Regions from separate parts of the Homo sapiens genome. Here region 1 is linked to region 2. Evidence: read pairs that join two places in POLR2A ChIA-PET (ENCODE). Cell type or tissue: HCT116. All regions are shown on one strand. Each heading gives the region's core, and the rest is flanking DNA. Links, peaks and the distances in the headings are about the cores only.

Evidence for each region. Peaks named below come from ENCODE experiments on the same cell type or tissue, not always from the same donor. Only the 100,000 strongest peaks of a DNase experiment are listed, where the experiment ranks them.
Region 1: POLR2A ChIA-PET joins it to region 2 with 5 read pairs; 1 of 35 experiments calls an interaction of 5 or more read pairs at or near these places.

What each region holds. Positions count from the first base shown.
Region 1 is chr15:89,110,382-89,115,224 of GRCh38, forward strand. ABHD2 (abhydrolase domain containing 2, acylglycerol lipase) reads left to right here. Exons shown (of 11, transcript NM_152924.5): 2 at 3,344-3,443. Among named protein-coding and RNA genes, the nearest start is that of ABHD2, 24 kb to the left of the region's middle. RefSeq lists enhancers at 868-1,406, 2,480-2,609. In HCT116, for the core only: no CTCF peak of the experiment used is centred there; a DNase peak (open chromatin) is centred at 2,120; H3K4me3 peaks cover 516 bases; H3K27ac peaks cover 506 bases.
Region 2 is chr15:89,969,554-89,974,396 of GRCh38, forward strand. No RefSeq gene overlaps it. Among named protein-coding and RNA genes, the nearest start is that of ZNF710, 29 kb to the right of the region's middle. In HCT116, for the core only: a CTCF peak has its summit at 2,184 (motif pointing left); a DNase peak (open chromatin) is centred at 2,148.

The DNA.
Region 1 (4,843 bases), core at 1,048-3,547, 860 kb before region 2:
AATTTTCATCTGATTGGTTGAACCTGCAGTTAAGGAGGAACAACTGTACTTCATTCGCTAAGGCTGGGTTCTAGATCTAGCTGCTCCATGAGGACTTCCTTGCTTAATTTTTTTTTTTCTGGACTGATTTTTATCTAAGCTTCTAAAGTACAGATAGCCTTAACATAAATTTCTTTTCTCCCTGGTTAAAATGAGAATTTACTTAACTGCCAACCTTCACAGTGCTAGGTGCACAGGAGGTAGTCAGGTACTTAATTAAGCCTGCTGAAACTCCAGGGAGTACCCCCAGGGACATGCAGAACTGACCTGTACCTCAGGACTTCAGGTTGAAACCTTGGATCGAGGCTGTGTAGTTGGACCACAATAATTATAAATCTCTCATAGAATTGCCTTCCCTGAATTGAATTGAATTTTAAAACCTTGGCATTTTTTGAGGGTTGAGGAAATTAATTCTCTACTGCATTTGCTATTTAAAAAAAGTTGTGGGAGGACATTGTCTGTCACATCACTCAAGGTCCCCTTACATAAAGTCCCACATTTTTTTTAAATAATTCTGTGCCAGATAAGCCCTGTTTCCACAGAGTTTCTCTTATGCCACTGGGCGTAAGAGCACAATATATGTTAGCTCTCTTTCCATTTTGGAAACCATAGGTCTGACTGGGTTTCCCTTTTCCCCCTGACAGTCAGAAAGCTCAGATAAATTAATTAAAGCATAATCACATGCATTAAAGCTTTATCACATATATAATTGTTGTGTATGTTGACATACATATTTTCCTTTCCAGTGTTTTAAAATTTCTCCTTAGATTTTCTTAGTTGCTATTTTAAAGCTTTGTTCTAATAATAAAAATGTTTGTAGTCATTATGAATTTTGGGAAATAGAAAAAAAGAAGTCGCCAATACTCTTATAACGCAGTGATTTTAGCATTCATAAAGATTTGAATATATAATTTTCCTTCTATATCTTTAGAAATTGCCAAGTAAAACAGTCTAGAAGTCACAGTGGCTTCAACTGCTCATTCTCTCATGTAAAAGAAGTCCTGAGATAGGCAGTCTAGATCTGATATGGTGGCTCCATTAAGTTGTCAAGAATTCAGATTTCTGTCTCTCTGCCCTGCTGTCATCTTAATGGGGCTCCTAGAGAGACTTCAAGGTCACTTCATGGCCCAAGAGGGCTGTTAGAGTTGCAGCCATGTTTTCTGCATTCCAGGGATGCAAGAAGGGAAAAGGGCAGACAAAGGGTGAACTCCCTGCCCTCTAAGGAGCTTTCCCAAAAATTAGATCTACCCCTCCAGAGCTGACCAGAATTTAGTTACATGGACTCACCTAGCTAAGGGAAGCCAGAAAGCATTCACCAGTCTTATACATTTCCATATCTTTCCCTATGCATATAGATTCAGTAAGGGTGTTTTCTTGAAGCTGTCTCAAATAGTTTGTGGAAAGAGTTAAGGTATAAATAAACCTCAATGAAAATATCAATAAATAAAAGGCACTACATCTTGTTATCCTATCAGCATTGCCACTCTGCCTTTCCATCATTTTTTCTAGGGATTTTTTATTTATATATATATATATTGATTGTATATTTTTCAAATATTCAGTCAACACAGACCTTTTCAGGGCTAGAAGGGACCTTAGATGCTTTTCTCCAAAGGTTGCATATTCAGATGCTTACGGGGACCATTCAGGTACCATACATTATTAAAGCGGGCCAGGGATCAGTGTTGAGGTCACCACTAATAGGGAGTGGTGGGGACTGTGGCCACCTGGAGAGAGCTTGCTGGGTCTGAAGCGGGGCAGCCCTGCTCAGCTCTGTCCATTGTTGCCGTGTGAGAATGCTGGCCCTGTGTTGCCAAATCTTCTGATTTTGTTTCCAAGAGAAACCAGAAATCTAGATTTTTATCTGAAATCTCCTGGTGTTAATAATATGGCAATGAATAAATTAATTTTTTTTAAATGCCAGCTGAATGCAACACTGCCTGCCCCATGGGCTGCCAGTTTAGGATCTTTGATCTGGTCCATGCCCTGTTTTTCATTTGGCAGCCAAGCCTGTGGGGTCAGGTGGCCTGTGATGTGGCTGAAGACTTTGCTCTTCCGGCCCCACCTCACCACAGCCTGGTCCTCTATGACTAATTTGTCTCAGAATAGGGACAGATAATAATTGGAAGCTGGGCAAGACTGTTCTGAAGGTTAATTGATTCTTTCCTTCAATGGGCTTTGTTTTTCTTCTGAGGTCATTTTGGTGTGGTAGAATCAGAAAAAAGAAATTGGGCTTGAATCCCAGCTCTGCTGTTTACAGCTGTCTGACTTTGGGCAAGCCTCTGGTGTCTTGTGTGTGTCTCCTGCACCATCCATTTTCTTGCTTGCCTCTCTTTCTTTCTCACTTACCTGCCTTCAAGTAGCACAGCATGGTGATTAAGAGGAGGATCTCTTGGGCCAGATATGAAAGCTGGCTTTTCTACCCACCAGCTGTATGACACTGGGAAAGTAACTTAAACTTTCTATGTCTCAGTTACCTTGTCTATAAAATGGGGTAATAATAGCATCTACCTCATAGGGTACAGGAAGGATTAAATGAGCTACCATATGTCAAGTTTGAAGAGCAGAGCTTAGCACGTAGATAGTGCTGCATAAACATTGGGCTGTTTCCCCCATGTTCTCTCTTTTGCTTCTGCTGCTTTGGAAGCCATAGATCTTTTAGCAGCTTCTTGCACTAGGCTCAGCTCAGGTCCCCCATCTGACAGCAAGCACTTTTAGCTTCTGGCGCTTCTCAGCAGCCAGCCTCTGGCCATAGTCTGAACTCAGACCCTACAAGCAATGCAATCCCCTACCTTTTGCTTTTGGCCCTGTTCTGTTTCTGGTACTTTGTTTTTGAGCCCATCTGTGCCCTATTACTTTTCTCAGCTCATATTTTTTTCTGTCCCTGCTGTATGTTTGGAAGAGAACAAATAAGTCGACTGGCTGTGCTGTCTCGATCTCAAGCCTTGCTAAGTTATTTCATTGGTCACACAGAGATGTTACCTGTCCTGTTAGGCATTTCTGGAGATTATGTTGTGAGATAAAGGTTCAAAGCAGTGTGAATTGGCTTTAGCCAGAATTAGGAACACAGCAGAAAACTTGTCCTAGAAACCAGAGAGAGCCTGTCAGTCTTGGTGGATTCACAAAGCCTTCCCGCAGCAGGCTTGTTAAAAAGGCCAAACATTCAAGAGTGTGGCATACATGTTAATTAACAAAATTGTCTTTTCCCTAAAGACTTTAAATGCAGAGGAACTTGACTGTGCTTACGTTTCAATTAAACTGCTTCTTTTTCGTTCTTTAAAACATTACCATCCAATCTTTTTAGCTTTTAGGTTTGTTTGAATAAGAGATCTGACCTGACCGGCCCAACTGTACAACTCTTCAAGGAAAATTCGTATTTGCAGTGGGAAGAATAAGTAACATTGGTATGTATTGCTGAGACTCTTATTTTTGTTTCTCCTCCCCTTATGTTAGGAAGCAGTGAATAGAAGTGGGAAGGGAAGGACTGACTTGTTTAATTCAACAAGTCCACCCCAAACCAACAAGGAAACTGGTAGAAACTACTTGCTGCATTACCCTGTTCTGTTTCCAACAAAGGTGATGAGGAAGAACTTCTAGTTCAGTTCTGTATTACCAGCATATAGTCAGAGAATTTCTGGTGGATTTTAGTTTTGGTCCTCTAATAGAATGTGGAGACTTAAAAGCCTATATTAACAAGCTGCATCATCTTGGACATTTGTTTAGCCTTTGTTTGGCATCCGTGGCAGGGTTTGGACAAGGTGAGGAATGGCAGCCACAGGTTAAACCTATTGGGCATCTTAGTGCAGTGCTATGTACTTTTTTAGGCCACAGACCCTTTTTAGAGAATCTGATTAAAGCTGCGAACCCTCTGCCCAGAAAACTGCTCATGTGCACAAACTTTCACATGATTTCAGGGGGTTCTTAGACCGCAGGATCCCACAGGGAACCCACAGACCCCAAGTTAAGGATCCTTGTTTTAGGGGTTTATAGACAGCTTTCAGGGGATATGACCCCAGGAGTGAGGAGGAGTGTCACCAGAAGTTAAGTTTTTTTTGTTTTGTTTTTTGTTTTTGTTTTTTTGAGACGGCGTTTCGCTCTTGTCCCCAGGCTGGAGTGCAGTGGTGTGATCTTGGCTCACTGCAACCTATGCTTTCCGGGTTCAAGTGATCCTCCTGCCTCAGACTCCCAAGTAGCTGGGATTACAGGCATGTGCCACCACGCCCGGCAAATTTTTGTATTTTTGGTAGAGACAGGATTTCACCATGTTGGCCAGGGCTGGTCTCGAACTCCTGAGCTCAAGTGATCCACCCACTTTGGCCTCCCAAAGTGCATGATTACAGGCATGAGCCATGGTGCCCAGCCCAGAAGTTAAGTTTTAGGAAAACTGTCTCCTCACAGAAGTTCAGTGTAGCTGAGTTTATATTCATGGCCTAGCCTTGATTTGAAATTGTGTCAGTAAGTTTTTAAAAATCCTTGTCTTGCCCTGATGGTGGAAGACTAGTTACGGAGCTGTGATCTTTTACTTCCATTCATTACTGAATTAGGAATCCCTGCCAGAGATTTTCTGCCAAAGTGACCTCGAGTTTAGAAAAGGGTTTCTGAGTCCTCTCTGGACTTACTGTAGGTCTTAGGAAAGTTCAGTCGGTTATACCCCAAACACAGTTGGTGGAGATTGTTTTGTTCTGCCTGTCTCTAGCACTGGCTACCAGAGCTCTCATGATGACTGTTGTTAGCAGAGGCTACTTGAAACCATTCCAGGGGAAGCTGTTGCCATAGCTACCTTGGCTATGAGAGTTACCATTTT
Region 2 (4,843 bases), core at 929-3,428:
AAGAGGTCAAGCTATAAAAGCAAAAATAAATAATGGAACTAGATTAAAGAAAAAACCTTTTGCACAGCAAAGAAGACAAAATGGGAAGCAGTCTATGGACTGAGAAAAATCTTTGCAAACCATGTATCTGATAATGGAATTAGTATTCAAAATATATAAAGAACTGTTACAACTCGGCCTGGCACAGTGGCTCACTCCTGTAATCCCAGCACTTCAGGAGTTTGAGACAAGCCTGGCCAACAGGGTAAAACTAGGTCTCTACAAAAAATACAAAAATTAGCCAGGCATGGTGGCGGGCACCTGTAATCCCAGCTACTCGGAAGGCTGAGGCAGGAGAATCCCTCGAACCCAGCAGGCAGAGGTTGCAGTGAGCCAAGATCGCACCACTGTACTCCAGCCTGGGCGAGAGAGCAAAAACTCCATCTCAAAAAGAAAAAAAAAATGACTGGGCACGGTGGCTCACGCCTGTAATCCCAGCACTTTGGGAGGTCGAGACGAGTGGATCACCTGAGGTCAGGAGTTTGAGACCAGTCTGGCCAATCTTTGTGAAACCCCACCTCTACTAAAAATAGAAAAATTAGCCGGGTGTGGTGGCGGGCTCTTGTAATCCCAGCTACTCGGAGGGCTGAGGCAGGAGAATCATTTGAACCCAGGAGGCGGAGGTTGCAGTGAGCCAAGATTGCGCCACTGCACTCCAGGCTGGGTGACAGAGCGAGACTCTGTCTCAAAACAAAACAAAACAACAACAACAACAACAAACTCTTACAACTCAGTGACAGAAAAGCAAGTAACTCGATTTGCCAAAGCACTTGAACAGACATTTCCTCAAGAAAGACATAAAAATGGCCAACAGGTATATAAAAAGGTGCTTACATCACTAATCATCCAGCAAGTGAAAATCAAAACCTCTATGAGAGGCCGGGCGTGGTGGCTCACACCTGTAATCCCAGCACTTTGGGAGGCCAAGGCAGATGTATCACCTGAGGTCAGGAGTTCGAGACCAGCGTGGCCAACATGGCGAAACCCCGTCTCTACTAAAAATACAAAAATTAGTCAGGCATGATGGTGGGTGCCTGTAATCCCAGCTACTCAGGAGGCTGAGGCAGGAGAATCACTTGAACCCGGGAGGTAAAGGTTGCAGTGAGCCGACACCATGCCATTGCATTCCAGCCTGGGTGACAGGAGAGAAACTCCGTCTGCAAAAAAAAAAAAAAATTGTTTAGATGGTAAATTTTACATTAAAAATGATTACAATGGTAAAAAAGTAATAAAAGCATTGTTACCACTAAAATAATGTTTAACCAAGCAAAAAAAAAAAAAAAAAGACATTAAAAAAAAACCCCAGGTGATTCCGAAGTGCCCCAGGTTTGGAAACACAGTTACATGATGATCCTGGATGACTTCCAAGAAGAAGAGGAGCTTTGAGCTGAGCTGTAAAGGGCAGAAACGTTTTGGCTGGGAGAAGGGAAGGGGGAAGTTACAAAGGAAGGAATGAGTTCAGTAGCAGCAGCGACATCACAAACATTTAACATACTATAAGTGCCTATTATATGCCAGGCGTGTGGTTCACATGTGTTCTCTTGTTTAAGCCACACGACGGTAACTCTAGGAGGTGGGCACTACTGGTGCCATTTTATGGAATAGAAACTGGGTGGCAGTTTGGGGCAGCCAGAGAGGGAGACCAGCCTGCCTATGTAGAGACGATGCAGATTGGAACAGAGAAGGCAAATTACCAAAGGCCTTGACACCAGTCAGAAAAGTCCACCTGATACCATGGACATGGGGTCGTTACAGGTTCTTGAGTAAAAGAGTGGTGCGATTTGAGAGGTGTTTTCAGCAAGTGAATCTAGCAGCAGTGTGCAGGAAAGTTCTGGCTGAACCCATGTGCCCTACACCAGAGTGGAAGCCCAATCCTTGCAAAATGGGCAACAAACAGATGTGCAAGTTGGGAATCAAAGGAAATTCACTCCTGAAGCAGGTGCCCCATTCTCCCTCTCCCCCACCTGACCCCAACACGCCCAGGTCTGTCCTCTGAGTGGCTCACACCCTGAAGAAGCAGGTCTTCTGGTGCCTGCCCTGCTCTGGCTGAGCAAAACCAGGTGGGACAGAGCTGTGTTCTGCAATTTGGAGGCTGGGACTGTAGGGGCATGGTTGACGTGTCTTGTCCCTGTGAGCGCTCTCTGCTGGAGGATCCCGGCCTGGCAGGAGTCTGCAGGCTCTGGGCACTGGGCCCAGACGGCTTTCATTTTTTATTAGTGATGGGGTGTCTTTCAGACTCCTGGAGATATTAATTACAGCCTGTTGTATAACAAGCTATGGTTTCACAGAGGACAGAGCTCACTGTCTCAAAGGCCTCTGGTCCCTGAGTTATTGGACTTCAACAGGAATTTCTAAAAAAAATTGACTTCCCCTTTTTTTTGAGACAGGGTCTCCCTCTGTTGCCCAGGCTGGAGTGCAGTGGCATGATCTGAGCTCACTGCACCCTCTGCCTCCCGGGTTCAAGAAATTCTCATGCCTCAGCCTCCTGAGAGTACCTGGGATTACAGGCATGTGCCATCACACCCAGCTAAATTGTATATTTTTAGTAGAGACGGGGTTTCACCATGTTGGCTAGGCTGGTCTCGAACTCCTGGCATTGAGTGATCCACCCACCTCGGCCTAAAAACGGATTCTCAAGGATGCTGGGTTCCTTCCTTCTTCTGAGGCTCAGCAGAAGCCGTCAGTCCCCAAGCTTCCTCAGGAGGGCCCATGGGGCAGAACCCTGCAGTTCCTGTGGGTTATGCTGGAAGCTGTTTCTTAAGAATGAAGAATTCAGGCAAGTGTGGTGGCTCATGCCTGTAATCCTAACACTTTGGGAGGCTGTGGCAGGAGGAGGGCTTGAGCCCAGGAGTTTGAGATCAGTCTGGACAACATAGGAAGACCCCATTGCTACAAAAAAAAAAAAGTTAAAATAAAAAAGAATGGAGAATTCTGGAAATCAGATCTAGAAGCTGGACACAGATGGCCCTAACAGGGCAGTAGATTCCTGTTCCAATAAAGAAAGGTAGTGATGTCTAATGTTACAGAATTGTTCAAAGAAGGGCCTCAGTCTCGTACCAGGAATATCAGAATGGGTTTATGCATTGAACTGTGGGGTTTACAAACTTCTTTCAGGGGCAAATCCCTGGAACTCTGCCCACTGGGCCTTCCTGACACTGAGGCAGCTCTGCTGAGCCCAGGATTCCTGGGGCCACACCGCAAGCCCTGCCTAATGTCCTTTCCAACCTAGAGAACCCATACTCTGCCATTCTAAGCCAATTAAATATTATTAAATGAAGATAAGTCATTTGAAAATCAGACACTCCCTTAGTGGATCAAATGTTCATTTCTGAATGAACCCAGACTGCATTCAGGTATTCCTGAGTTTCTAATTTGTTTCTCCTATTTAATAATTAAATAAAACTCATGGAGATTGAAAACATGTCCAGGACCATGCTAAGTGCTTTAAACATGTTTCTTTTTAATCCTCACAATAACATTCTCATCCTCAAGAATTAAGGGAGGCTGGAGAGTTTATAAGTGACCTGCCCAAGGTCTCCCAGTCGCAGGCCAGGATTCAGGTTCAGGTCATCTAGACTGTCTGCCTTTCTGCCACCTCACTTCTGCCCATTTAACAGCCCTACCCCAACCACCTCCTCCATCAGGGAGGCCAGCCCATGCCAAACTCTGTGTTGCTACCCTCCCTGCTCTGTTCCTACCCTGTCCGTCCTTCAGGGCATGAAACAGACACAGGAAAAGTACATTGAAAATGTGTCATGTGGCCAGGTGCAGTGGCTCATGCCTGTAATCCCAGCACTTTGGGAGGCTAAGGCGGGAGAATCATTTGAGTCCAGGAGTTTGAGACCAGCCTGGGCAATGCAGTGAGACCCAGTCTTAAATTAAAAATTATTTTAATTATTTTAAATTTTATTTTTAAAAAGATATAAAATATTTTAAATTTTTAAAAAAGGAAATATGTCATGTATATTGTAAAGCTGCAGGACCCAAACCATAGATCCTTAAGGCTATCTAAGGCCAGAAGAGGATTCTAGACAGTTTTCTGTTTTTGTTTGTTTGTTTGTTTGTTTGTTTGTTTTTGAGACTGAGTCTTGCTCTTGTTGCCCAGGCTGGAGTACAATGGCACGATCTCGGCTCACGGCAGCCCCTGCCTCCCAGGTTCAAGTGATTCTCCTGCCTCAGTCTCCCGAGTAGCTGGGATTACAGGCATGCGCCACCACACCTGGCTAATTTTTTTTTGTTTTTGTATTTTTAGTAGAGACAGGGTTTCACCAAGTTGGCCAGGCTGGTCTCAAACTCCTGACCTCAGGTGATCTGTCCACCTTGGCCTTCCAAAGTGCTGGGATTACAGGCGTGAGCCACTGCGCCTGGAGATTCTAGACAGTTTTTAAAGTGTTTCCACATTCCATGTTTTATTTAACCTCCACATCCATCCTGGGAAAGATGTTAAGTGTTAATAGTTCCACTTTACAAATAGGACACAAGGCTCAGAGAAGCTGTCAGAGGTCTGAGGTCACACAGGTAAGGAAAGCAGCTCAGCCAGAACTAAAGGGGCGTGAGTTTCTGGGTGGCCCAGAGTTACTGATGAGAACCCAGCTCTTCTTTTTACTTTTATTTGTATTTATTTATATATTTTTTTGAGACAGAGTTTCATTCTTGTTGCCAAGTCTGGAGTGCAATGGCGCAATCTCGGCTCACTGCAACCTCTGCCTCCTGGGTTCAAATGATTCTCCTGCCTCAGCCTCCCAGGTAGCTGGGATTACAGGAGCCTGCCACCATGCCTGGCTAATTTTTTGTATTTTTAGTA